Regions from separate parts of the Homo sapiens genome. Here region 2 is linked to region 1. A link is an interaction called in ENCODE POLR2A ChIA-PET data of the cell type or tissue named here. Cell type or tissue: HepG2. All regions are shown on one strand.

The links. ChIA-PET counts read pairs that join two places held together with the same protein. Peaks named below come from ENCODE experiments on the same cell type or tissue, not always from the same donor. Only the 100,000 strongest peaks of a DNase experiment are listed, where the experiment ranks them.
Region 2: POLR2A ChIA-PET joins it to region 1 with 6 read pairs; 6 of 35 experiments call an interaction of 5 or more read pairs at or near these places.

What each region holds. Positions count from the first base shown.
Region 1 is chr2:205,970,823-205,973,322 of GRCh38, reverse strand. No RefSeq gene overlaps it. Among named protein-coding and RNA genes, the nearest start is that of INO80D-AS1, 110 kb to the left of the region's middle. In HepG2, no CTCF peak of the experiment used is centred here; a DNase peak (open chromatin) is centred at 1,062.
Region 2 is chr2:206,078,671-206,081,170 of GRCh38, reverse strand. All of the region lies in intron 1 of INO80D (INO80 complex subunit D), which reads left to right. Among named protein-coding and RNA genes, the nearest start is that of INO80D-AS1, 4.7 kb to the left of the region's middle. In HepG2, no CTCF peak of the experiment used is centred here; a DNase peak (open chromatin) is centred at 1,270.

The DNA.
Region 1 (2,500 bases):
TCAGCCTCCCAAACTGCTGGGATTACAGGTGTGAGTCACTGTGCCCAGCCTATCTTGTTTTATTTTATTTTGAGATAGGGTCTCACTCTGCTGCCCAGCCTGGGGAGCAGTGATGTGATCGTGGCTCACTGCAGCCTTGACTGCCTGGGCTAAAGGCAGAGTAGCTGGGACCACAGGTGCATGACACAACATTTGACTAATTTTTTTAAAGTTATTATTTGTAGGGCCAGGCGCAGTGGCTCACGCCTGTAATCTCAGAACTTTGGGAGGCTGAGGTGGGCAGATCACTTGAGGCCAGGAGTTTGAGACCAGCCTGGCCAACATGGTGAAACCCCGTCTCTACTAAAAATACACAAATTAGCTGGGCATGGTGGTGGGTGCTTCTAGTCCAGGCTGCTAGGGAGGCTGAGGCAGGAGACTTACTTGAACTGCTGGCAGGCAGAGGTTGTAGTGAGCCGAGATTGCGCCATTGTACTCCAGCCTGGGCAACAGAGCGAGATTCCATTCCAAAAAAAAAAAAAAAATTATTTGTAGAGACAGGGTTTCACTATGTTGCTCAGGCTGGTCTTGAACTCCTGGGCTCAAGCAATCCTCCTACCTTGGCCTCCCAAATTGCTAGGATTTACAGGCATGAGCCACCATACCTGGCTGAAATAAGCAATTTTATTTTATTTTTTCTTTTAATTTTAAAATATATATATATTTTTAAACACAGAGATGGGGTCTTGCTGTGTTGACCAGGCTCCTCTGAAACTCCTGGCCTCAAGTGAGCCACCCACCTCGGCCTCACAAAGTGCTGGGATTACAGGCATAAGCAATTTTCATTGTTATGTACCAGGTGCAGAGCCCAGGACAAGGAGAGAGCTGTAAAGACCGTATCTGGAGGATCTGATCCTTCATAGCATGGCTAGGAGGCAAGCTGGGCCAGAGAGAATGGAGCCATATTGGGCTTGGTTCTTCCCTGCAGCTGGTGGCCCAGGTACTGTGGACATACATATGTCTCCAGGCCTCACCATGGCCAACTGTCTAGACTACAGAATCCAAAGCTTAAAACCAAAGTCATAAACCCCACAGCAGGATGTTTGCAAGGCTTTGGTGGAACACAGCCAGCCTGCAGTGTTAGCTCAAAGACAAGTTAAGCAAGTATCAAAAGTATCACAGAAGCAAGTTTTTTGACCTTAAAACACCTAGCAGAGACAGCATAAATTTGTTTAATCAGTAGACTCAGGCAAAAATGTCTACATTAAATTTTGAAGACATTTTTATTTTACTCAAAAATTTAAAGCTAGCTTTACTTACCAAAAATTACATGTGAACTTGAAAAGCATTTTGGCTAGTTATTTATGAGTACTCATTTATTTATACGTCAGTTTGGTATCCTGTAGACAACATACAAATACATGTATAGACACATACATACATGTAGATACAACACACAACACACATGTACACATGTATGTATCCAAAAGTCATAGAGATTAGGGAGTTTAATACAAAAGAGAGCAGAGCTTTAGACCTGAAAGGAACCCATTCACAACTCTTGGGGTTCCATGAGGAATACAGGGGACCTCAAAAGAGGGGGGTCAGTGGTGCCTTAACTGTGTTCTTCAAGGGGTCTCGCAGTTGATAGAAATTTCTTTTAGATCCCTTTATGTGATAACTAGAACTCTGATGTTTTTTCTCTGTAATTTTTCATCCACTGACCACCAAATAGAGGAGAAGGGGCTTGAGATAAACCATATCAGACAACTGGAGGGAATATCAAAGGGGGCAAAAGGCGGGGCAGAAGCTGAAGGAAGAATGAGTCCCAGAGGAGCCAGTCTGGAGAGGTCTGCAGCTCCCCAAAAAGACCAACACAATTTTACTTTTTTTTTTTTTTAAGCAAAAATTTTGGCTGAGTGCAGTGGCTCATGCCTGCAATCCCAACACTTTGTGAGGGCAAGGCAGGAGGATTGCTTGAAGTTTGAGACCCTGTCTCTGTTAAAAAATAGAAAAAATTAAAAAAATAGCTGAATATGGTGGCATGGCATGTGCCTGTAATCCCAGCTACCCAGGAGGCTGGGGCAGGAGGGGCGCTTGAGCCTGGGAATTCGAGGTTACAGGGAGCTATGATGGTGCCATTATACTGTAGCCTGGACAACTTTGTCTCTAAAAAAATGACTAAAATAAAATAAAATGTTGCCAACTAAATAGCGTTTTATTTCAAAAGCTATTTAAACCAACACAAAACTAATTTACGTACACATTTTTTCCTGTTAATCCAAATTTAGAAATGGAAGAAGACCAAGAAAGACTCTTCCTCATTCAACTGGGCACCACAGAGACCCAGGAGAACTGACTTGGTAAAAATTTCTTAGCTTTCTTCACTGGCTTTTCATCAATTGACCCAAGATCCCATCCTGAAGTTCTGGAGCCAACAGAGCAATTTGTTGTCCTGCTCACAATACCGAACTGAAAGGAAAGCTTAAATTTTTCCCCAGAAGGTTTGATAAGCTGAGTC
Region 2 (2,500 bases), 110 kb before region 1:
TGCATCCTGACTGTGTGACCTTGGATAATGACAATTACTTAATCTGATTAAGTCTCAGTTTTCTTCGTCTGTAAAAGGGGGTAATAATAGTACCTACTTCATAGGGTTGCTGTGAAGACTAAATGAGGAATTGAACATAAAGCCTTTAGAATGGTTCCTGAAGCATAACCTTTATATTTTCTTGGTGCATAACTTTTTCTGGTGCATAACTTTTCTATTTTTTTCTAAAGATTTTTAATATTCTTTTTTTTTTTTTTTTTTTTTTTTTGAGACTGAGTCTCACTCTGTCGCCCAGGCTGGAGTGCAGTGGCACGATCTCAGCTCACTGCAAGCTTCACCTCCCGGGTTCACGCCATTCTCCTGCCTCAGCCTCCCAAGTAGCTGGGACTACAGGCGCCCGCACACCCGGCTAATTTTTTCTATTTTTAGTAGAGACGGGGTTTCACCGTGTTAGCCAGGATGGTCTCGGTCTCCTGACCTCGTGATCCGCCCGCCTTGGCCTCCCAAAGTGCTGGGATAACAGGCGTGAGCCACCGCGCCCGGCCAGATTTTTAATATTCTTGATGTGAATTTTTAATGAGTTCTTGCCTCAGTATATATTAATAATACTAATAAGTATTTGAGTACAGAGAGAATATTATAATTACTTTAATGGGGCAAATAAATATATTTTTGCCAGTAAAAAATTGTGCAGTATATTCCATTTCAGCAGCTTCATGTTAGCATAGTCTCTGCTGTTTGAATTTGGAATTGGCCAATATAAAGGTATAGTAAGTACACCGAGGGCAAAGGAGCACAGGGTGGGTTTGCTTTACTCCTCGTTCCGCTCTTTCAGGTTTTGAAGTGTTTTTGTGAGTCCCCGTGGACGGTAGTGTTGCATGGTTTTGAAGGCACTGAGCAGTTTGTAGAATTGATAGGCTCACTTTAGAGTCCTGGGCATGTTTACCTGACTTGATTGGTAGGAGCAGCTGCTGGTTCATTCATTTAACAGATTAGCTTCTCTGTTGTAGCTCTGAGCTTTGCAATAGAGACACGTTCTCTGCCCTTGAGGAGTTTTTAGTCTATTGGAGAAGAAAAATAAGCTGACATTTACAATGCCAATGTGAATGTTAAGTAATAGCTTAGCCTGGAGGAATATTCTTCTATTCTGGCCTAAAGGGCAGGCTAGGTTTTAAAGTGAGGGCTTTGCAGGGGAAGTTTCTGTCCTAAGCGAATGGGAGGAGTTCGGCATTCCATAAGGTGTGACCTGTAAGTAGGAATCAAAGTTTAGGGACAAAAGAGTATCCTGTGTTGCAAATTGTGGTTCTGTTACCTCCCAGGAGTTGGAGGAGGAGGGGAATAAATAGTGAGAGGGAAAGGTCAGTCTGGCCAGGTCCTAAGGAGTTTCTGTGTTAGGGGAAGGAGTTTGGATTTCTTTTACGTGACAAGCAGACCCTGAAAGTCTTTGGCCACATAAATTACTTGAGATTTAGAGGATTTGAGTTATACAGAGTAGGAAAAAGGAGGACAAGACTGTAATTAGACCAGTGAGGCAGCTCCTGACAAGAGATTTGAAGAGGGTTTGAACTAAGGTGGTGGCAATGGCAATTGAGAGGAGGTAGCAGTGGCAGAGGCATGTTAAGGAGGTAAGGCGATCTCATAGGTGGACTGGATGTAAATGTGGGACTCATCCTCACAGACGGCTGCTGAAATGGTAGAAGTAGACAAATTTGGGCTAGTCAGTGGTTCTTAGTCTTGGACACTTCTCCAGAAAAATCCACATATGCAGTTGTATACATTTGGTTTGAAACCTGGGGTAGGCTTGGTACCATGGCTCACAACTGTAGTCCCAGCACTCTGGGAGGCCAAGGTGGGCGGATCACTTGAGCTCAGGAGTTTGAGACCAGCCTGGGCAAAGTGGTGAAACCCTGTCTCTACAAAAAATACAAAAATTAGCCAGGTGTGGTAGTGCATTTTTGTAGTCCCAGCTACTCAGGAGGCTGAGGTGAGAGGATCGCTTGAACTCAGGAGGTCAAGGTTGCAGTGAATCTTGATCACACCACTGCACTTCAGCCTGGGTGGCAAAGGGAGAACTTAACTCAGAAAAAAAAAAAGATAAAGCCTATAGAAATGTTTTGTTTGACCCACACTTTTTGTGATGGTTTCTGATTTTTCTTCAGTACCTTTTCATACATGAGGAAACAGATTTATAAAATAACTTAGGGTTACATGTCTTTTTCTTTTCTTTTTTGAGACAAAGTCTCACTCTGTTGCCCAGCCTAGAGTGCAGTGGTGCGATTGGCTCACTGCAATCTCTGCCTCCCAGGTTCAAGCAATTCTCTGCCCCAGCCTCCCGAGTAGCTGGGATTACAGGCGCCCACCACCACACCCAGTAATTTTTGTGTTTTTAGTAGAGACGGGGTTTCACCATCTTGGCCAGGCTAGTCTTGAACTCCTGATCTCGTGATCCACCTGCCTTGGCCTCCCAAAGTGCTGGGATTACAGGCGTGAGCCACCGCGC